Regions from separate parts of the Mus musculus genome. Here regions 1 and 2 are each linked to region 3. A link is a loop called in an ENCODE intact Hi-C map of the cell type or tissue named here. Cell type or tissue: left cerebral cortex. All regions are shown on one strand.

Region 1 (8,000 bases), 210 kb before region 3:
GCAAGTTGAATTTTGGCTCACGGTTCGTAGGGTCAGTCTGTGGTCAGTTTCCTACAGTGTGGGCCTGTGCCAATGCAGTATACCACAACTAGGGTGCAGAGTGAAGAAACTGTTCACGTTACTGAGGCTAAGAGGCAAAAGAGAGTGAGGAGAAAGGTCTGGCTTCTGAGACCTTCTTCCCGGGAACACTTCCATATGACCAGAAGACCACCTAGTAGGCCCTACCTCTCCATGGTTCAAACACCGCGCAGTGTCACAAGGGGCTGTGGACTAAGCCTTTAACATGTGCCTTGCTGGACACTTCTGCAGCCTGCCACATGCAATCACTCACAAAACCTTTATTACATTCAAGGTCTCTTGGTATCACACCTCACACTCCTCTTTTGACCTTGGATAATTACTAATCTGCTTTTATTGATGTGGATGAATTTGCTTTTTCTAGAGTTTTATGTGAATATATAAAGAAAGGGGTGTGTGGCTGCTTTTATTTAGCAGTTTATCAAAGTAAAGGTAGTTTCACATTAAAAAGTATTATTCTCTCTCTCTCTCTTTGTGTGTGTGTGTGTATCTGGCTATGTCTGTGTGTCTTGTGTGTCTGTGTGTCCCACAGCATTAGTGAGGAGATCAGAAGACAACTGTAGGATCCATTGTCTCCTGTCATGTGAATCCTGTAAATCCTGGGAATTAAACTCAGGCCGCCAGGGTTGGCAGCAGGTACCTTTACCCACTTAGCCAGCCAGCCCCAAATAGGGACAGTTTTAAGCACATTGGAACTACTGACAAGCAAGTGTATAATCTATGACTCATAAATGGAGGAATGTGGGAGCCTCTGGAAAGCAGGTGTCAGTCAGCAGAGATTCCCAAATGGAATCTCTCTGTTTTCTCTCCTTTTGTTTCCCCGCCGCTGTGGATCAAGCACAGTGAGTCCACCAGAGTGGTGTCCATGTTTCCCAAGAATCCTCTCTTGTGGAGTCCATTTTGTTCATCTTTGTGACCTTCTGATGTCCTCTAATGACAGCATGTGCATGTTCATTTATGTGCAGGTACACATGAGATGGCTAGAAGACATAGTCAGGGATCATCTTCAAGGATGCCATCTGCCTCTTTTGAGACAGGATCTCTGGCTTGGAGAGCATCACTTATGTGAGACTGACTGGTAGTGAGTCCCAGGGATCTTCCTTCACATCCCAGCCCTGGGATTGCAAGCTCACAGAACCCTGCCTGGCATTTCTACATGGGCTCTGAGGATCAAACTCAGTTTCTCATACCCTTCAAGGCAAGGACTTTATCAACTGAACCATCTCCCCATCCTGATGGCAACCTTTTAGATGACTAAGCACCTATTTAAAGCAAAGGCATCACTAAGAATTCATTAAGGCAATTGGCTCAGTGAGATATCTCAAACACTCATCTGAAGTTGGCTTCAATAGGAGGTAGAGGCTTGGGTTCTGTGAGATAGGTTCTAAGATGTACTGAGTCTATAGGATGGCTGGAAGAAAACAGCATCCTGGGGTATGTAGGGGAGCGGCAATAGGATTATAGAAAGGTCAGATACTGGGATAAAGATCCAAAGAAGATGATGAAGGCCAGATAAAGATGTGTGTGTGTGTGTGTGTGTGTGTGTGTATGTGTGTGTGTGTGTGTGTGTGTGTGTGTGTGTGTGTGTGTGTGTGTGTGTGTGAGAGAGAGAGAGAGAGAGAGAGAGAGAGAGAGAGAGAGAGAGAGAGAGAGAGAGATATTCCATGTAATGGAGTCCTGGCTTCTTCCAGAGGATCTGGCTTTGATTCTCAGCACTTACATGGTGGCTGGCTCCTAGAACTACCTGTAACTCTAGTCTTAGGGGACTTGATGTTCTCTTCTGGCCTTCTAGTGCATCAGGCATGTACATCATACACAGACATATGTGCAGGGACAACACACACACACACACACACACACACACACACACATACACATATATACACATAAAAGGAAAATAAAAAATGTAAAGGTCATTAAAAAAAAAAAAGAATATCCCTGCTGAGAGCAATTCCTAGTCTTTTTGTTTGTTTGTTTTACAAATACATTTCATTTATCCTGTGTGTGCACATACCATAGTGCATATGTTGGAGCCAGAGAACAACACGAACTGTCAGTCCTTTCTGCTATGTGGGTCCAAAGGGTTGAACTTAAGTCGTCGGGTTTGGTGTCAAGCCTTTGATCCACCAAGCCATCTCACCCCCCATAGTTTATTTTTTTCTTCCCAAGACAAAAGGATTCTTACTCTCCAAACCCAGCCGATACCATTATTGCCCTGTGGTCGTCTCTTGATGGCAGGCTGGGAGACCCAGTGTCAGACACAACATTGGTGCTGTGAGACAATGGGCCCGGATATCAAACCAGATGATCTACAAAGAAAGTTTTAAATGCTACCCGTTAGTTATACTCCAAGGAGTCTTTAGGCATGTAAATCTTAGTTACGGCAAGCTGTATTATAAAGGAAATATTTTCACAGAGATAACTCTTTTAATCTATAGCCAATATAGGTCATTAGAGCATACTGCTCAGACTTGGGGCCCATAAGTGCAGGATGCTATGGTGAGATTGGAGTGGAGTCAGGGGAGACGAAGTGAGTGATGAAAGGTTTTGAAAAACAGCCCTTCAGGGAGAAGTCTCCATTAGCTCAGAGGAGAGAGATGTGCGTAGACTGAATATCAGTCTTCACACTATCAAGGGATGCTACGTTATTGACACCGAGTCTCTCTCCTGTGTCCACAGAGGGCAGTATCGAAGGCAGTGAGTTTAAAGTGAGGAGGAAGGGATTGAGGCTGGTCATCTGCCAACCCAGAGGTCAGAGACCTACTCCAAGTACCCAAGAGGCACCAGGGAGCCAGTTCATTCCCAAGACTCCTTTTGATCTCTTTGATTGTTTGCATGTCTAGTTCATGCAGACCTGGCCGTCTACTTACAGTTGTTTGTATTCTTTTATATCTGTAAACTCATGAGCCTGATCCAAAAATGCGAAGCGTTTCTAGGCTTGTGACAAAGAGGACAAAGTACGGCTTCTGTGAAGTTGATTGAAGTGTGGCCTAGCCACATAAGGGCAGTCTCAGCTTTCAGTCCATCTGTGACAATGCTGCTCAGAGAATGGGGTCTGGAGGTAGGGCAGCTGGCAAGATCGTTGTAACTGCTCGGTGACACTTGATATAACCGGGTCACATCTCTGGTGTTGGGGGCAGGTCTTTGATAGACAGCATGTCTTCAGAGGAGTGTGGACAACCCAGAAAGGAACAACCAAGACAGAGAGAAGAACCTAGTGGCTGAGATTAGTTGAAGGAACTGTGTGTTGCCTGGGAGGTGAGGGGGCAGGTGAGAAGCCATTTGCAAATATTTTCAAGGCTGTCAGGTAGAGAAGAGATTAGAATGGTGATTAGAACCGTGCCCAGCAGTGCCAGAGGGCAAGTGTGGGGGCAAGGAGCCCAGGTTGCAGGGACAGAAGGTCATGCTAGAAGGAGGCAATTGGCAATCATTAAAGATCATCAAAAGGATTGCGGTGTCTGGTGACATACAGAATATTTGTGCAGAGATTAAATTTTTAAAAAGTACTGCAGGAAGAATTTCTGAGGTTTTGCTTTTCATCTTGTTGATCAGATAATACTTCTATTTTTTTTTTTTTTTTTTTTTGAGATAGTAATTCAGCCTGAAGCCTAAACTGTCCTTCAACTTCTAATCCTCATGCCTTAGCCTCTCCCAGATACGGGGATCAGAGGCGTTCGCCACCACACTTGGCTCCGGTCTAACTTCATGGGAAGTGATTGCTCCGCCAAAGTATTCAGAGAGGTGCGCCTTGCAGTCTAAGCCACTAGAGGGACTCAGGGCAGCAGCATTGCAGGGCCAGCATCCTCTCAGGGAACTTGCAATGGTTACTAGCCCTGCTTTGGTCTCCACAGTTCTGTGGCTTGCCCTATCTTCCTTGTAAACCTTGCCGGAATGAAAAGAGCTTATTAAATTCATCAGCTTCCTAGAGGCCTCTGTACATGACAGGCAGTCACTGTTGTTTACCATCTATTTAAACTTCCATTTATACATTTAACAGGGCTCTTCTAAAAAGTTCAGGTACTAAAATAACCAAAAAAAAAAAAAAAAAAAAAAAAAAAAAAAAAGAAAGAAAGAAAGAAAGAAAGAAAGAAAGAAAAAGAAAACGTGAATTCAGCAAATATAAAAAATTCCAAGCATTTAAGCACGACTTTATACATTCCTTTACATGTGTGGATATATACATGTGTATATATATATATATATATATATATATATATATATATATATATATATATATATATATATACTCAAATGCTATAACTGTCCTAAAGGCAGAAAGGCACAAGTGAATCTCGAGGACACCACTCACATGAGGTAAGCGGTGGTGGGTATGGCTGTGCAGTTGAGATGACACCAGAGTAAAATATTGAAAGTGCCACCTGCTTTCTTCTCAGTGCTCACAGTAAAATGCTGGAGGACAGGAGTGGCAGGGAGAAGCTGACAAGCAATGAAAGGCAGCAGAACTTCATGATTTTGAAAATCCTCAGAAGGAAGGATGTAACATTGGGAACTTATGCTGGAGGCTGGACAGATGACTCCACGGCTCAGAGCGGGCGCGACCTTTACAGGGGATGAGAGCTGGGGTCCTGGTATCTGCTTCCCTTGGCTTACAGCATCCTCTATTCAAGCCCCAGGAATCTGACCTCTTCCGGAGCCCCTGTGGGTACGTAACTCATGCACACAAATGCACACACAGTTAAAATTAACAATAAAGTCAGGCATGGTGGTGCACACTTTTACTCCCAGCACTCTGAAGGCAGAGGCAAGGAGAGCTCTGTGAGTTCTAGGCCAGTCTGGTCTACATAGTAAATTCCAGGACAGCCAAGTCTATGTAGAGAGAGACCCTGTCTCAAACCAACCAAATTAAAAGAGAAAAAACTTTTTTAAAAAAAATTACATTGGAGCATTTAATGCATATGAATTCTGGCCCAGAGTGGGAAAAACACCCCAATGGACATTGTACAAATTTTGTTAATACTGCAGGGAGTTTAGGCATATGCAAGCCCCTCCCAAGACACCAGGGATAAAGCTCACAGATCCTGTCCAGTGATGATGTCATTTGGAAGCTTAATGGAGCTGGCTTCAACCTCTCAGCAGGAATCTAGGTAGATAAAGGTTCAACTCAAAATGAGCAGTGGTCACAGCTTTTATGTGAAAGGAAATTTGTGGGAAACCCACAACATATTTGAGAAAATCATTTCTGCAAAAACATCATCAAACTGAAATGGATGGAATGGGCACAAAGCGATAAGGTAGTTCTCAAAAATGTACCAGTGGAAGCAGATTCCTTAAAACAGGACAATCCATGGCCTGGAGAAATGGCTCAGTGGTTAAGAGCACTGACTACTCTTCCAGAGGTCCTGAGTTCAATTCCCAGCAACCACATGGCGACTCACAACCATCTGTAATAGGATCTGGTGACCTCTTCTGGTGTTGTCTGAAGATAGCTACAGAATACTCATATATTAAATAATTATTTTTTTAAAGTTATAAAAAAGGAAGATCCAGAGGGTGTAACCAACCTAGCCTGGAGGTTTATGCTCTGAAATTATTACATCCTTATAATCTACCATGGAATTCTGGAAGAAGCCATTATGTTGCAGGCTTTAAGATTGGCAATTTTTTAAAAATCTATTTCCATTGTTAGACAAGGTCTTACAGTGTAACCCAGGATGGTCTAGAACTTGCAGTCTTCCTGTGGGCCAGCATTACAGACATGTCCCACCACAATGGCTAGCAACTCTCTTTTCATTCTCTCTTTAAAATGGGCATTTCTATATCTGTTTAACTGAAATTGTTCCTTCATGGAGTTAGGAGACACATGACTTGTCTTTAGTTTTATTAGACTGAGGAAGTACATCCAAGGGGCCTCATCCACAGCTGGACCTTGTTCGTATGATGTTGTTGTGAACTCAGCCGAACAGGTTGTGCATGCTGTGAGATTCTTGAATTCCTTAGGAGAGAGGGAATATTTTCTGAAGGCAGGAAGGATACAGGTCAATGGTGGCCAGAGGATAAGCTGTGATGGACTTCTACCGAGAACCCTGGTATCTTCATTCTCTGGTTTCACCCCTGAATGCTTTCTTCCTCTTGTGTGTGGAGGGGACTCATGACTGGCTTCTTACAAGTCAAGTTTGGCTTGGGACAAGTATGGCTGCCTGTGTGTGATTACATAAGGCCTGGCCCCATCTTTCCAGGGTGTCCTTGTTGACTGGGCTTGTAGGAGCATCTACCATGTTGTTAACCGTGATGTGAAAAGTGCTACCCAGTGAAAGGCCTATGGCAACTTCCAACAGACAACAGGGAAATGAGGTTCTCAGACTGACATCATGCAGGAATTGAATGTTCTAAGCCACAGGAGCTTGGGATCAGAGGTGACCTCAGCAAAAAGTGAAGCATACAGGTGATGTGAGAAGGGATGCAAACAGTGGACTAACACTCAAGGAATCCAGTCCAGAACTGTGCAAAGATGCATTGAAGCTTAGGTTAGCTTGTTCTGCTTTTGGCCCTATTAGTAAGGGTCTGACACAGAAGTGGGGTTTTCCATGATGGACCTAAGCACACTGACCTGCCTGGCCTTGGGAGTCAGTCTAAAAGAGAATCTGGGGCATAGTAACTAACAGTCCAGATGTCCATCTGTCCTACAAAGAGACCCAACTGACCAGAAATGAGTATTAACTAAAATGATGAATCCAGTATGGTATTAGTTTTGTTTGCAGTTTCTTTGATCAGTCTGCTTTAATAGAGAAAGGGTTTATTTAGCTAAAATTCTAAGTTATAGCCCATCACTGTGGGACAGTCAAGGAAGAATGTCCTGACAGCCACTCATATTCACAGTCAAAAGCAGAAAGAGGACGAAGTGCATACATGCATGCATGCAACTTATCTCATCTTCTTCACTCTTATACAGCTGAGGACCCAAGCCAAGGGAATGGTGCTACCCACGGTGGGCTGGGTATTCCACCAACCAACCCAACCAATACAATCCATCACAGATATGGCCACAGGCCAACCTGAGTTAGGCAATCTGCTTAATTGAGTTTTTCTTCCAACAAAACGATCACAGGTACCTAAGCATAGCATTATGTAACAGTCTACACATTTGAATGTAATTGCCTTTTATTCCTAACATTAAAATGACAATCTTCACTTTCCGCAGTTCAAGTCGCTACTGTGTGGAGAGTTCTCTTGTATGGCTTCACTAGACCATGCATCTCCATCTGTCAGTGTCGGTTGGGTTATTTCCAAGTGTTGACTGATATGCAAAGATTTACACACAAATCTTTAGGTGCTCATGGTTTTAGTCTCTTGGATAGGTTTCTAGGGACGGTTGGATAAGTGCAAGCTTAGCTTTAAATAAATAGATGTGGTGAATGATTTTCTAATTCTCCACTCACGCATTCCAGTGAGGATAGGATCTGTGGATGAATCTCATTCACTTGCAGCTAACACAGGCATCCGTCGGCTTTTCTCCCTTCTCCTCCTTCATTCTCTTCAATGCCCCCAAATTACTTACCTACAAACTGTATGTACTAAGTCACTGCTTTACAGATACCCAACCTAGAGCAGGTCATCATAGGGTTTGTTATAAGTGGGAATGCATCTATAGACAGGGAACAGAGGAGGAGCCTGACCAATAGAAGGTACAGGTATGATATAACTCAGTGGCTAAAAGCAGAGAAGCCGGCAGGGGATTCTGGGAGGACATCTGTTGGCCACATGGGACATGAGTAATAAATGAACATAGCGAGAGTGTGGGGATTGCTCCTCAACTATAGTCACTGGAATTCTCCAAGAGGCCATGAACTTCCTGTTGCAGCCAGCACAGGCATTGATTGCCTGACTGTTCCTCTCTCAGTGACACTGTCAAAAAAGACTCCTGGGAGAGCAGACCAGGTGTCCAATAAAGATAGTAGCCTGTA
Region 2 (8,000 bases), 77 kb before region 3:
CCTTTCCGTTCATTGCCACCTCTCTCAGGCTGTCTGCTTCTCTGGTGTCACACCTGGACTGTAAAGTGCCAGCAGATGCCTAAGAGGGTTTCAGGAATGGCCCTTGTTGGGGTGTCCTGTGGGAGAAAGTTGTGTCTGCATCCAGGAGTCTGGCTTGAAGTCCTGTGGCTGTTGGCTGAACCTCCAGCTGTAGGGATGATTTTCCAAGGCACATCACTTTTGTCCCTGAGGCCACTGAAGGGTGGAAGGGTGAGTGTTGGGAATCACCCTGCTGGCTGTTGATGGCTTCCTGTTTCCTGTTTCTTTTTTCTTCACCTTTGATGACTGACACTAGTCAAGGCAGATTGCTACTATGTCAGAGAACCGGAACTGTTTTGTCTCTAAGGAGTTAAGAGCAATGTAAAACTCTGTCTGATCTTGCAAGGGGTTGAGTAATCTATCTGCTATCGCACTGTGCTTCTTGGAACATCTCTTAGTTAATAGAAGCCTTTGTTCATTGGCTCCTATTCAGGCGAGTAAAGGTTTTCACCCTCTGGTACTCAGCTTTATGCCACAATCTTTTCTTGCATGCTGTTTCAGACTCTCGTAATTCAGAGAAAAAAAATTTAATCTTCCTTTATGGAGGATCAAATTCATGACCTTGTTGCCCGGCTTCCCCCTTGCCCGGCTTCCCTCCCCGCCCATCAGAAGATGCAGTTACTCGCTTGTACGTTTTGACTTGTTGATCAGAAAGGTGCTGGTTGCTGTGAGTAACAGGTGTTCTATTAAATGACCAGACAACAAAATTCCTGATGAAAATTACTAATTTATTCATTACTTTCTGTGGAAGCTTTATTGAGATATAGTTCATCTACATATACAACTCACCCATTTAAAGTGCAGAACGTGATGGTCTTTAGTATTTTCCCGGAGTTGTTCAATCATTCTATCTTCTCCAAATAGATCATGTGTTACATTAGCCATTGCTATCTATTTCTCCTGTTACCATCACCCAGTCCATGAAAGCTACAAGCCTATGTTCTGCCTCTGGGCTTTGCCTACTCTGAGCACGTCATACACTGGACTCAATGTAGAATGTACCTTTTAGTGCTTGGCAGTACCTTTAGCATGTTTTCAAGACTCCTTCCCTTTGGAGCATGTCGATGCATCATCCCCCTTGTGAAGGGTCACACTCCATTCTGCGCATCACCACATTCCATTTGTATTCTTGGCGTGTGGTGGACCTGTGGGATGTTTCCACACTTTCAACATTCTGAATAATGCTTCCATAACCATTCACGCATAAGCTTCTGCTTCTATTTTCCATGGGTATATGCCAGGATTTAGCCTTTTGAGGAGTTAGACCACTTTGTAAAGCAGCTATATCATATCTTGGCCAACACTAGGTTTTTTGTTTTTTTTTTTTTTTTTTTTTTTTACCATCTACTTTAATACAGGGGAATGCCAATCCTATAAGTGTGAGTGAACCCTTACTCAAGGCTTGCATCAAGTGTGTACTCCTGGAACCAGCTTACTTTGAAGTGCTATGGAGTGGAGCCCACTCAGAGTAGCAGGTGGAGGAGGAAGCAGAAGGAGGTGTGGGATGAGCAGAGCTAAGTGCTAAGAAGTAGCCGGCGAATATATTAAAAGAGGAGACTCTGTCCATATTTATCACAATTTAAGTAGTTATTACTGTTCTAAAGACTAGTTGTATACTTATTTTTGACGTTTTTAAAATTAGAAGCAGAACTGTATAAAATAATGGGTTCCACTGAGACACTTCTGTAGATGAGTCAATTTTTTAATTGTTCATTTCTCACATTTGAAGTACTCTTTGGTGACATCCCCATTGTGAAGAAGTACTGTGGTCCTGCATCCTTAGAAGAACTCAGCTCAAATCTACTTGATGCCTCCACCCAGGAAGGAAAAGTTGATGATCTAAATCTGATGGGCTTGGCCTAGGGCTCCTAGCATCCATGGGTGCCCTGCTGGGAGATGGTATTGTCTCTGGGGGGGTCCTAGTTTCCATGAATGCCCTCCTGGGGGGCATCATTGTCTCTGGGGGGCCCTAGTTTCCATGGATGCCCTGCTGGGGGGCAGCATTGTTTCTGGGGGGTCCTAGTTTCCATAGATGCCCTGCTGTGGGGCAGCTTCATGGGGGGTGTCCTAGCATCCATGGGTGACCTGCTGGCAGACAGCATCATCTCTTGGGGTGGGGTCCTAGTTTCCATGGATGTCCTGCTGGGGGACAGCATTTTCTCTGGAGGGTCCTAGTATCCATGGTATTCCTGGTGTGGGCCATTTTTATCTCTGGGAAGGGGGTCCTGGCATTCCTAATGCCCTGCTGGGGGACAGAATCATCTCTGGGCTGGAAGGGCAGCAGACTTCCTTCCTTCCTTCCTTCCTTCCTTCCTTCCTTCCTTCCTTCCTTCCTTCCTTCCCTCCCTCCCTCCCTCCCTCCCTCCCTCCCTCCCTTCCTTCCTTCCTTCCCTCCCTCCCTCCCTTCCTTCTATTCTCTCTATTTGAGGATTTACTCAGTAACTTCCATTGTTGAATTTTACCTCCGGTGTTTGTAGTTGGCCATTTGTATATTCCAGGACCAACACGGCAATGCTTTGCAGTTGTTTCTGGGCACAGGTGGAACTGAGAAACATTTGTGTCGTTTCAGGCAAACATTCCCAGCCCAGCTTCTCGTTTCAGCTCTCCTAACGAAAATAACTGTCCTTTTTCTCAGTCTATTTACTGCCATTCACCCCCACCCCGTATCTATGTTCCTTGTTGCTGACATCATGTCTAAAATGGGCCCAAATGCAGGCCTAAAATACCATCTTCCCTTCTACGTGCAAGAAGGCCATGATGGACCTTCAGGGAAAATACCAGCGCAAGAGCACTCTGCAAGAGCAGGCTCTAGTGCTTTTGGCACTGAGCTCAGTGTTGATCAATCAGCAATAGTTGATGAGTTCTTTAAACAAAAGCAAGCATAAAACAAAGTTAACATATTGATCATTGGAGAAAATATAATGAGAGGCTTGCAACAACACACTCCCATAATATCTCAAGGAGCAAGGATTCAGTAGCTATGAATTCGGTTTTTGGAGTGACTTTGATGTAAAGATAAGCCACCAGCCAACTCATCGTGTAAATATACATGTTGTTCTGTAAGATCTCTTCAAGGGATTGACTCACAGCCTCTGTGTTGCAGAAATATCTTACTTGAATTTCTAACAGAACAGGGTCTCAGTCACTGTGAAAACAATTGGCTCACTGAAGACATCACCCTCATCTGACCTCTTCCTTGACCTTATGACATCACCCAATGCACCTGCCTTGAATAACAAGGGCTGTCAGTATCTCTTTCTTATCCTTGTTAATGCCTTGTGCTTGTAGGAACATGGCCCCCAGGATAAAGCATGGGCCTCTTGGATTCCTTGGATCTGTGTCTCTGGAGACGTTCACTTGACAAATGATGATGATCATGTGGTGCTGAGTTGAGCTTTGGAAAAAAACAAACCAAACCAAACCAAAAAAGAACAAGAGTCACCCCATGGCTCTTGTTCCAGGCATCCCACTTTGTGTGCTTGTCATGAGATTCTCCAAGTTGGCAATGTTTGATCACGCTGTGTCCTTTAAGCCCACCCGGGACATTTCCCCCTCATTCAGATTTACTTGCTGATCATTTGAGTGAATCACTCACTGGCTTCCCACTTACAGGGTTGGTACACTCTTAAAAATAGCAAGAAAAACAGCAGCAAACTCCCTGCCAATACCTGTGCTGACAGCCTTAGACAAAAGCAGCCCCCAGAGGCACTCAGAGAAGCCTCCCATGACAGTGAAAGGTACCGAGGGCAGACTCACGTCTGCCAGGATACAGAGAGTCAGTGCAGGTCGTGGGCCCAGCAAGGCATGTGTACCACCCCTCTAAGGCTGAGGGAACACTGTGGAAGAGAGGGCAGGAAGCATGTAAGAGCCAGAAGATGGGGTAAAGGGCTACAAACTGCCATTCCCTAGACTAGACACAGGTACAGCCACTACTATCTCAGATCCACAGGGTTGTTACACTGGGCCCACACGAGACAACTGGTCAAGTTAGGTAGGGGTTCACAGGGCTCTAGCCTTTACCTCTCTGAATTACAGATTATTGATAGTTTCTATGAGAGTGAATGGCTGCCATTAGTGCTATACACACTGATGAACCTGCCAGGTTCTAACCTTAAACCCATGGTCACATAGATGGTTCCAGTAACCTGGGTGGGTCATAAAACAATACAAATAGGCATGACCGTATGAGAAAAATTTTTGAGGAGATGAGGGTGAAAAGGGTCACTGAGCATGGCCTTCATGTATGATATTGTAAAAAAAAAAATGAAAAAACATGAATCAAAGACCTGCTTCATTTCTGAGTTTGTGGCTACTCCCCTGCACCAGCGGCAGTGGCGGACACCTGTACTCTTGAAGCGCTCCAGACTTGGATCCTGATCCGTGCTTCTGTCTCACAAGTCTCGCCAGTCGTCATGTTGACCCAATCCCCAGACAATGGGCATAATTAAGTCAACCTTCCCAGGGCTCCTTACCCTGTAGAAGAGACTTACCAAGAGATCACGAACGAGAGCAGTCAGGAGGAAGGTTCAGGGGAGGCCAGTGTCTATATGGTAATTGGGAAACCATTTAGTCAGAGATTAGAATTGGATGTTCCCTGATACACACATGGATGGGCAGATTCCTGGAAGAGATTATCTTTCAGAACAGTACGTGTTTATGTGCTGAATTAGCATGGTGATTATCCTTGTTCACCAGGTTACAAAAGCGATCAGCAGAAGGGTGGCTAGTTATCAGGAGTGGGAGAGCTAGTTGGGCAAAGGGTTGGCAACTGCCACTGCCATTAAATAACATCACTTGCTTTTTTTGGTCTTTAGTGTCCAGTTTCCTACTGTGTTACCCTTAACCTTCATTCCCACCACTACATGGTGCCCCAAGCACTGAGCCCTGTCTCTTAGGAGAGTGGATATCATGAGAATACTTGGATGGGGAATCCTAGAACATTTTTTTTGAACAACATGATGTAACCCCTAATAAAGGGAGTCTATGTTGCAAGGGGATATGTTTTAACTGCATTTAAATGCCCAGGCTCTGTACTTGTCATACTTGTCACAAGTCATTCTGGGTAACATACCACTAAGATCAAAGTCAGAGAACATGGCAGGCTATAGGAGACCATAAGTTCTTTTGGAAAGTCAATGGTGGCTAGTTGGGCACATGGCTCCCAATCATTGGTGGGGGTAAGCTCCCTAAAGATAAAGGGTTATTGAGTTGGTGATGGGGCCATCCAGGGAATGTAACCGTAGGCATCTTTCACATTTTAAGTTCAACTGTGAAATGCAAAAGGTAGTGATTGAGGTTGCAGGGGTAGCTAATTCTTTAGGAAGAGCAAGAGAAATGTTTTTGAAGGTAAGAAAGAATGATATTTAGGAAAAATTAAGTGTAGGAACACTTGCTTGGACATGACCTGGGAGCAGGTGAAAAGGAATGAAATCAAGAATGGGTAGAGGGGGAGGAAGGAGTAGAAATGTCTCTGCCTGCACACTCCCAAAGGTGTCCTCTACTCCCAATGATAGCCATCATGTCCAAAAGGTCGACCAGACACAAGATTGTCCTGAAAGGACATTTTTATAGCAGCCACTTCACATCCTGGGGGTGAGAAACCCAGGACTCAGTGTTGGTTATTCAGGTGCAGTGTGTAAGGTGAGTATAGTCAGTGCCACTGGAAGTTTGTTGTAGAACTAATGGGTGATCCTCAGACCTCCTAGGACTACCTGGGAGCACCATCTAGGAGCTTGATAGGTAAATACTCCATCACTGAGCTATATCCTTTAGAGCTCCACCTCCAGTCTTTGGGATTCTGTTAGAAACGTCAGCTCTCGATCCCATCTCAGATCATCTGAGCTAGGCTGTTTGACAGGAACTGGATCCAGGTGACAGGTACACAGGCGGCAGTCTCAGAACCCTTGTCTAGATCTCTGCTGTCCTTGGCTGTCAAGTGAGGCCAGAGGCCAGAAACAGAAGTATAGCCACACCCAGAGAAATAGGATGGGCTGTGTCACTAGAAAGTTTCTGGAAGTTGGAGGCATCTGCTAACTCCCAGCTTGTGGCTAACCTAGGTGATGGTTGCAGGAAAGATGGTATGATTGTACTTTCCAGAGTGAACGCCCAGGTGATCCCGGTTGACTCTGGCTTTTCTAATGGTTACTTGTCCTGAGAGTGTCCAACCATAGCCTGCTAGCCTTGACCGGGCCCTGTTTTACAGCATTAGGTACACATGCTTTCATTTATGTGTGACATAATCTTTCAAACACCTGATGACAGAGTGGTCTCTTCTGAGAAGCCATCCACCATCTTGTTTGGGCCACCTTCCCTATGCACCTTCCTCCATCCCAAGTTGTTATGCTGTGAGTGGTAGATGGGCTTTTGGCAGACATTGGTCAGGAGGAGCTGCAGTAGACAAGTGAGCTTCCTGGAGATGGCCCCCTGCTTTGCATGTCTGTGATGGGTGAATCCTGGAAAGGCATGGCCCCAGGGCCTTTGTGCCAGGATTGCTCTTGCTCTTGATGTACCTTCTTATGTTTGCCATTGCTGTGTTCCTCATTGTTCTGACAGGGCGTGATTGGGTAAAGAAAGACCCCTTCTGCCTGTAGTCAGTTATGTTTGATTCCTGGGTATTAGCCCACCCCATTGGGCAAATTTTCTGCAGGTCAACATGAAGATGAACTATCATGGATTAATGCTGTTTAGATGAATTTATGATTTATGAATTGTTGATTTGATTCAAACAGTTTTAAGAAGTTATGACAGTTGGTAGAAAGTTTAAAGTTAGAATCAGAAGTAGAGTATGTCTCTCCCTTGTGGAATAGTAAAGGTTAGTGTGTGTGTGTGTGTGTGTGTGTGTGTCTGTCTGTCTGTCTGTCTGTCTGTCTGTCTGTGTCTGTGTGTCTGTATATTACGTTAAAAAGGAGTGAGCTTCTGTAGGTTACAAGTATGCACATTGCATTAGGAAGAAGAATAGGGCATATGTATCAGAAGATGGCCTAGTTGGCCATCATTGGGAAGAGAGGCCCCTTGGTCTTGCAAACTTTATATGTCTCAGTACAGGGGAACACCAGGACCAAGAAGTGGGAGTGGGTGGGTAGGGGAGTGTGGGGGGGGGAGGGTATGGGGGACTTTTAGGATAGCATTTAAAATGTAAATGAAGAAAATACCTAATTTTTAAAAAAGGAAGAAGAATAGGCTTAGAACAAAATGATCAAAGACAACTTTCACTCTAGGTCAGGTCCAAGGATGAGGCAACAGGTGTGCACCATGATAAAGTAACACCATGAACATATATAACTATTGCTTTGAACTTATAATGAGCTTATGGAATGAAAGAAAACTACCTCTTTGAACTCACAATCAACAATCTTGCTGTAACTCCTTCTTGTGTAACATCTAATCCATTTTTAAATGTGATAATTCTTTTTCTTATGTAGAGAACTTTTTTAGGAGCTATAAAAAGGCTAAGATAAAAAAAATAAAGTTGTTGGAATTTCTCTCCATCTGCCAACTGTGTATGTATGCATATATGTATGTGTATATGTAAAATGGTTAGAGCTTGCTTGTTAGAGCTTTGCTCCACCCACTAAGTGTGTGTGTGTCTGTGTGTGTGTCTGTGTGTATGTGTATAAGATGGTTGGAGCTTGCTTAGCTTCATCCAGTCTGTGTATGCCCTTGCATGATTTTCCCTCTTTTTTCTTCCTCGCTAGCCCCTTAAGAGTTTAAAGAATTCAGAGTTTCTCACAGGTCACAGGGAGTGTTGGCCCCAATGAATCAAGTTCTAGTCCCTCAGAGAAAAATCTGCTGGGGGATTACTCTAATCACTGGCCACCATCAGTGGCAGCCCAGCTAACCATTATCAGTAGCAGCCAGAGCCAGTTGCTACCAGCACTGGTCTCTTCTCTTTCTTCCCCAGTCACCTGCTACCATCAGTAGAG
Region 3 (8,000 bases):
CATGAGAAATAAAACATAGGACTCCCTTTCCTTCTCTGCGTTGCATTCTAAGGGAAGTCTCAGAGTGCCAGCCAGATGGGACCCCTAACTATATCTCACTGATGGGCCTCGCAGCCAGCATGAAGGTCAATACTGCCTGGTGGATTGATCCTGGAAGGGACACATGATATGTGACATACTGGCAAAGAAAATAAGATGGGGGTTACCTGGAACCAGAAAGCCCCTCCCACACATGGTTCTCAGGACCACCTGAGTTGATTTCAGATCTCCACGTGATTGCAAAGCCAGCCCATCCCGTCAGATCACCCATTGATTTGAAGGTTGTTTCCCTCCAAGTTTCCTTGGTGGATTGGCTTGAAATGTTCTCCAGCCTCCTGAGAGGTCCGGCCTAGTGGTCCTTTTGTGACTCCTCTCTGGGTGACCTCTGAGAGTTGCAGGTTCTGAAGGGCTCCTGAGCAAGGTTGTCCACTATAGGGAGAAGCAGCCTGCCTTTCCCACAGACACTGCCTCGGGTCAGAGATCCCAGCAGTGGCCTTTGGAGAGCCACAGGAAGATGGTGGGTGCCTGAGACGGACATGGTGTCCTCATGGTCGCTCTTAGGAAAGGGGAGCTGAGTCCTGTTCAGTGTTTGACTAGAATCAGTGGGCAGCTGATGTGGAGGAGACATGCTACTGCCTGGTACTTTCTATCAGAATAAAATTTCCTGATTTGACAGATGAGGGGAAAAAAGTCCTTTTATCCAGACGTGATTTTGTGTGATTTTCCCTAATTGTAGGCAGCGAGCTCTCAGAGGCAATTCAGATTAAAAATAGGGACATTTTACTCTTTCTCGCTTGGGTGACGTTCGTCTTGTAAGATCCATCAGTATTTTCCCATGTTCTCTTCAGAGAATCCTCCAGGGTAAAGGGAACCAGGAAGAAGAAGAAAGAGACAGAGAATAGAAAGGGGTGCCCCAGAGGCTTCTGGGTATCCAGGCTTCCATAGTGTAAGTCAGAGCTGTACCCTCAGGGTAAGATCTACCTTGAGCTTAATTACACAGGGCCATGTGCCTCCCCCCCAACCCCCCCATTTTCCTTGTGATAATGAGCAAGACCACAGGCTAAGTTCCTGGATTCATGACTTTTAAATCAGAGCACTTTTTCCTCTAACCAAGAAAACAAGAAACAAAACAAAACAAAACAAAACAAAATCAACAACAAAAACAACAAATGCCATCCTTACGATGAGCCACAGTGCTCAGCATAGGATGTTTAAGAGAGAAAAACAGCGACCAACAAAATCTCATCACTTTCCGAATGAGTCTTCTGCTTTTCATGTAAGCAATGACGTTTGTGTCAGCCGAATGAAAGCCGGCTTTCCTGTGGTGGCATGTCAGTCCCTGAAAATGGCAGGCCCACGAGGGTGGTACGTCCACAGTAGCCAGGCTTCCTCGGGGGTACGGGGCTTGTGATCATATTTGCGTGAGGAAGGCCTTGGAGCTCAGCATCGAGGAGACTTGTCCGTGTGCTGACCTGTTGCCTTATTCTCCCGCCTGGCTCACTAATCACTGACTGTTTATGTTATTAGGAAAATTAGGCACTTTGTCTCCCTCAAGAAGCTGTGCTGTACCACTGACAGTAACAAGCAGGTACAGTATTCAGTGTCCTTTGCCGCTTCCTCAGCTTGCCCATGCGTCCTTCTCACCCCTGTTCTCCACTTGTCTTTCTCCATATTTTCTTGTAATTGCTGACTAAAAAGGTGTGTGGGGAAACCTCTGGCAGCTGCTTGGGGTTTGGTTTGGTTTGGTTTTCGGTTCTCCACAAGCCTGTCTTGCTTTGTTAGGAGTGTGTGCTCTGGTTCATGCTATATGCCTCATGGCTCTCTCCAGGCTAAGATATTTTAAGGGAACATAAGATGCTTCCTCAAAACTAAAAAAGAAGAGTCCCATTTCCCATCTTAATTTCTTAAACAAAAGGAAAGTACATACCCCTGCGAGCAGTCACGCCTCCAGCTAGCAGCCAAAATAAGAACCACTCCAAATTAGCACTGTGATTTTCTTTCCCCATACATCATTTCTTTTGAATGTTGTCTTCTGAAGTAGCAGAGTTTAGCAAGTTGGTAGATGTAAGAATGTTTTGAGGTAGTTTTATAGTGTTACAGTAGTGTTTCAGGTATTTTTTGTGTGTGTGTGATTTATAGTTTTACCATTTGCTCATGTAGCTTCCATATCATACCTTATAATCCATGGAGTATGAAGTATGAAATAAATATGGCTATGAGCAAGCTACCTTGAGTGTGTTAAATATGACCCGTGGCTATCAGAGAAGGAGCAGTGTCTTTTAGGAATTTCAAAGGCAAAATCCCATTCTTTTCTCACACAGTGGGGACTTGAGGGGGAGCGAGAGGTGTGGCCAGGTGAGGGAGCTGAACTAGCAGCAAGATGGAAGCCCTCAGGGCTCCTCTGAGAGAGAATTCCAGACGGGCAGAGGGGCTGGGTGGAGCGAGCTTCATGGAGCCCCAGGTGACAAAAGTATCTGTGGCCATACCTTGCTCATAAGATTGAGTCCAACCCAAAATGCTTCCTTCACCACTGAGAACCTAATCTAGGGTCAGAGAAGGATGTATTAATAACTCGTGCTGAGAGGAAAGACCTTGGAGACCGTGGGAAGGAAGAGAATAGGTCATAGGGACCAAACGTCATCAAGCAGTCTCACTGAGACATCCATACCAGGAGGAAGGATGAGGTTTGCATGAGACAGGACAAGACGGGGGCATGGAACCCTGGTGTCCATCTAGAGATGACTACTGTATACACATAAAGTAGTGCCGGCCACCATTTTCAGGATGTGGATCCACAAGAGAGGACACAATGACTTAGCAGCATCCATTCTCATGCCAGAAATTAAGCAGGAACAACTTAGGTCTTTGGTCTAAGATTCAGCACGTCTTTCTACAGAAGCCATGATGGTGGCTCCTGGCCAGGCCCCATGCAACACCCAGATCAGCTCATGACTTTGCATTTTAGTGAGGGATGGAGCTGTAAGCTAGGCAGTTTCCTTCTCTTCTCCTCACTCGTGCTCATTCCAGGGTTTCTCCTCTAGTGAAACAACTTCCAGTGCCCCCATTATCAACCCCTGTACCTCTACAGCCCCAGCTCCTACTGGTGCTTCATGACTCAGCCCAAGAATCTAGGCCCCTTTATTCCCTTCCCCATTGTCATAGCTGTCTGTGTGCTAAACTGCCCTCTGCTCTCTAGCAGTGTCACAGCCTCTGTATACCCAGCTGCCAGTACATAGTAGGCCTGGGGACATTGGTTAGCTTGTGGAAAGTAGAGTGTCTCAGTCCTGGCCTCCTGTGAACTCTGCCTGCTGCCCACGGGGAACGGGCAGGCCGTTAGCATAGGATGCCAGGACACGGAGGCCGCCTCTCCTCTGCAGCTCTAAATAGAAACCCCTTTGCTACCATGAATCAGTTGCTGTTCTGAGAAGAGTGAAAGCACAGAGCTTAGATCCCCTGAGCCACTGACGTCACCTAATGGTGCTGCACAGGCCTGAGACTCTTAGATTTTTTTCCAATAGTAAAGCGTCTTGTCCCTCTGGCTGGCTACAGTCCTTTTCTTTCTCCCCAAAGAAGGCTAAAGCCATGGAGATTGCTCAGGGCTGGGGAGGGCTCTTGGAGCAGAGCGGCCTGTCTGCAGGCATTTGTTCTGAGCTTCTGCTCCTGGGGTCCAGCTCTGATGTCACACTCAACCAGTGCATGGGCTAGCATTTGAGCAGGGAATGGAGCTGTGTGCCAGAGAGCTCACGTCTGGTCGTGTTCGTCATCACCAAAGATTCTTTCTAATCTGTAAGCTCTGAGCGATAAGCCAAAGTATGTCTGCTGCCCACACCTGCTCCCCAGAGCTCCACCTAGTTCAGTATGGGCACCCAGAAGCCATGGGCCTGAGACAGGTAAACAGATTAAACAAAGTGGAACCCAGAGGGAGAGAAAACTGAAACTGTACAGGCATCAAACCCCAGGCCTGAGGACTCTGAGGAAAGCATCTGTTGGAGCGTGACCATGCTCTCTTCCCATGCCTTTACATGTACCAGAACAGAACAACTACACAGAGGCCTCTGGCTCTACAAAGCCTCCATCATTTACTGTCTTACTCTCTACAGGAGATACTTGCCGACCTTGGTGGTAAAAGGTCATTTTCTTTCCTGCATTTCCCACTTGCTTATGCCACCTACAGCCTAGGTTTCCCAGACTTACCCAGTCTGGACATCCTTTATCTTCATGCCACCACTGTCCCGTCTCAGAGCCTGTCAGAGTTGTTCTACTACCACATAGAGCATGTAAAATCCTAGGTCCCTTGATCCATTTGCCTTCTCACAAGGTCTGGCTCTAAATCAGAAACCGTATGTAGAACTGCAGGAATCTAGCCTGGTGCAGCCCTGGTCCAGTCAGACTCGAACAGAGAAAGGGGTGCTAAAGACAACATCACCATGCCAGTTCCCTCTGAGCTGGCCTGGAGTCTGGCCTTAAGGCAGGGAGCCTGTTGAAAGCAGAGGGGCCTCTTTACTGCCATCCCTCCATGCCTGAGTGTTCGATTCCTCTTCTTGACTATGACAATAGGGTGAACATGGCAATTCCCAAAGCCAATGTGCTTTGAATCCAAGGGGAAGAGCACATGCGGAGCCAGCATGCAGGAGGACAGGGCTACAGTGCACTGTTCACCAGGTTGCCTAGTCTTCTTGTGGAGGTGTGACACATGGGGCTATGGAGAAGCCACTGGGGAGGCGCCCATGTCTCCCCATTCCATAGGAAGTGATTTTCTTAAAGAGTCAGAGAACATAGCTCTCTGGAGAGAGCCTCCCTTTCCACTGTGTATATTTGTGAGGAGAACAAAGAAGCCAGGCTCAGACAAAATATTCTGGTTAATCAACCATTTAAAGTAGCAGCTGCTAGAGGGCAGAAGGCAAATGCTCTAGCCCAATGTCACACAGTGCTTCACAGAGCTGGGAGGTGGGGACCCCACTTCTAGAACCCTCTGATGCTCCCCCCAATCTCCCTTCATGTTTCCAGTCACCTGACCTCTAAATGGAGAGCAGCTGTTAGACTCAATGAGCTAGGCTACCTGGGCAGCTTCACTGTGCCTACTTTAGCCTGACACCAGCCTGGGCACTGACACTTGGGCATCACAGTATCAACACACTGAGGACAGCAGGGACAGAAGTGAGAACTAATGTGGCCCACCACAGTAAAACCTTACTTTAAGGTACAGATTATTTTTGAGGGGGAGGTGTTAGAATTGTGAAGTTGGAATGTCCCCCAGGGTGGGTCACAGTACCTTGTCTTGTTTGAAAGCTACTGGCCTAGGTCAGTGGCTTCAAGACTCAGGGGGCAGCAACTAGCCCTGGCTCATGGCTAACCGAACACTGGTCCTGCCAAAGAGATTCCATGTTGAGCTTGGCCCATATATAAAAGCATCATGCCTCTCATGGCATTACAAACAGTATCAGCTTATGCTTCAAGGTGCACATCCGAGTGTGACTCCATACAGTTGAAGAGAGAGGCTACTGAAACTCCAACTCCAGTGGCCTCTGAGAGTGGCCACTCCTTTTAGAGTGTGCTTTCTGTCTCTGACACGCTACAAGGCAGTTAGGATGAATGTGTCTTACAGCAGGTGTCCTGAAATATTTATTGATACACTTGGGAAAGCCACTAAATCAACAAAGCTATCCACATTTTTTATTCATTTAGCTTTCTTATATATTTATATGAAACTATTTAAGGAAAGGCCTTTAATATTGGAAAACCACATTTTGAACAGGCAGCCCCTGAGCACTGAATGGAGCCTCTCCTAGCCAGGGGTGCTGAGGACAGAAGGCACAGAATGTATGACAGGGAAGGAGGACACAGAAGGAACACTGGTGGTATTGTGGTAACTCCTGGTAGGATTGTGTGTCCAGAAGGTCTTGACTCTAAGGAGAAACATTTGTAGTCTGGTAACGGTGGTGGTGGTGGTGGTGGTGGTGGCGTCTGATAAAGCTGGTTGTGACAGGCTTCATGAGACTCAGAAGTCTGATAGTGCTGCGCCAGATGAAGACACAGGGGAACCCACACCGACCGCAGTGGGAGCCACTGCCCAGGTAATAATAGACTGGCAATGAAGCTCAGGCCTCCCAGCTGGCAAGGCAGCAATAATGGGGCTCCTTTGTCCTCTCTGCTCTTTCTTCATGTCCTCTGTGCCACAGCACTACAAGGCACTTAGCCGGTAGTGCTAAGATGAGGGAAGGAGAAGGAGCTGTGAGTCTGAGCTGGAAACTGGGTTTGCCTCTGTGGGGATCCCAGCATGCCTTTCCAGAGGAAGGCCATACACCAGCAGGGATGCTCCTTTGAAGTGAGCCTTGGTAATGGGTGGAGGCTGAAGCACAGGGAAAGATGTGGTGATTTAAGGAAGATGAGGCAGGTTGGGAGTGGGAGGGAAATAGATGGAAATGATCAGATTCCTAAAAGTTAATCTTCTCTGTTTATCTCTAATGTGTTTGATATAGTAAGATTTCAAGGGACGAGACTGGTGGCGTTTGGCGAGGTCGGTCTTTGCTCTGAAATCTCCCTTAAATTTCAAGGCTGCCCTCTTTTATATGTTGTGTGTCATTTGAATCATTATGCATATCTATTCATTCCCTTGACCCGATATTTTAAGATTCAAAGTTGATCTTCTATTGAGAAACTATTTTAATACAGATTTAAACACAAGCATTTATAGAAGGGGAGGGGCAAGGGAAGTGGGGGACAGAGACAGAGAGCCCAACTGACCCCCAAGGTCAGGACCCCTGCTGGCTTCTCAGAGCAGTGGCTGAGATGGGAAAGTCTGAGAGTTCTGCTTCCTCATTTTTAAATTAACATATGTCATATAACAGAGCAGAGCTAGTGGCCCACCCGCCAGAGTGCGTCCACTTCACAGTAAGGACCTGATAAGGTCTGGATATGTTGAGTCACTTCTTAATGTAAATGAAAAATATCATCTAGCATTCAAACTGAAGCTTCACTCATCAGTTACAACTATCATCTGATCACATTACACACCAGGAAAGACAACAACAACAACAACAACAACAACAACAACAGCAATAACAACTAAAGCATTTTGTAAGAGTCAGTTGCTATAATTTACAGTAGAATTTACAAAAGGAGCGTTTTAAATGTCATAGTATTTAGAAGTGACATATCACATGCATCTTTTAAATCAGGACCTGAGGAATTTATAACTACACAGGTCAGATCTGTCACTGTGGTGAAAGGCCACTGCAGACCAGGTGCCAATCAATGCCAATGGTGTTTCATTGTTGCTTTTAAAAACCAGTCAGGCCTTGGCCAGAGTTTATTGACTTCCACTTCATACCAGTAAAATTATGATAGACTTAGCCGTAGACACCTGCGCTTTGCAGCGAGCCTGTGGGCAAGCAATTTCCTGCAAGTCACTGTCCTCCTCCTCTAAGTGTCTGGTCCCCTTTGTGAAGGAACTATTAGTCTCCAGAACATCCAGCAAGCAACCAATGCATGGATAAAAGGGCTACACTTGCCTATCTGCTCTGTCATGGCAGGTGACAGGTCCCTGTGTCCCCGTCTCTTCTGTGACTAGACTCACTTGAGTCCATTAACGAGGCATTTGGGGAAACTTGTGCCTACCTTCCTCTACCCTCACAGCCTGTACCCTGCCAGTGCTTGGCTGTCACCTTCCTGTCATCCTCATCACAGCCCTGTGAGGATGCTGTTATCATTTCTGACAGACAAGGAAACTGAGGCTTGGAGCAGCCAAGAAACACATCCAGGTGTCATGTGGAGTATCAGTGACAGAGTCAGGATTCAATAGCAAAGTGGTCAGAAGCATGGCTGCAAAGAGCTACACATGCCTGGCTGGGGCCTTCCTGGGTTACCCTTGCTGGGAAGCAGGGGATGACATCATGAAGAGGTGTTGACTGAGGAAAAGCTTTGAAATACGGTTGAAATTTGTCTTTGTGGGAAGGGATGCT

What was found. Peaks named below come from ENCODE experiments on the same cell type or tissue, not always from the same donor. Only the 100,000 strongest peaks of a DNase experiment are listed, where the experiment ranks them.
Region 1: a loop joins it to region 3, with 1.8 times the contacts of the local background. A loop is called at or near these places in 2 of 42 quality-filtered maps.
Region 2: it touches region 3 in a loop (4-fold over the local background); 3 of 42 quality-filtered maps call a loop at or near these places.

The regions. Positions count from the first base shown.
Region 1 is chr13:95,283,042-95,291,041 of GRCm38, reverse strand. No RefSeq gene overlaps it. Among named protein-coding and RNA genes, the nearest start is that of Zbed3, 38 kb to the left of the region's middle. In left cerebral cortex, a CTCF peak has its summit at 3,838 (motif pointing right); DNase peaks (open chromatin) are centred at 833 and 3,849.
Region 2 is chr13:95,153,945-95,161,944 of GRCm38, reverse strand. All of the region lies in intron 1 of Pde8b (phosphodiesterase 8B), which reads left to right. Among named protein-coding and RNA genes, the nearest start is that of Pde8b, 65 kb to the left of the region's middle. In left cerebral cortex, no CTCF peak of the experiment used is centred here; DNase peaks (open chromatin) are centred at 1,543, 2,738, 3,137, 3,539 and 1 more place; H3K27ac peaks cover 2,076 bases.
Region 3 is chr13:95,076,741-95,084,740 of GRCm38, reverse strand. It overlaps Pde8b (phosphodiesterase 8B), which reads left to right. Exons shown (of 22, transcript NM_001374003.1): 10 at 1,567-1,627. All of the region lies in intron 1 of Gm41025 (a long non-coding RNA gene), which reads right to left. Among named protein-coding and RNA genes, the nearest start is that of Gm41025, 30 kb to the right of the region's middle. In left cerebral cortex, no CTCF peak of the experiment used is centred here; DNase peaks (open chromatin) are centred at 714, 1,930, 2,989 and 3,426; H3K27ac peaks cover 4,523 bases.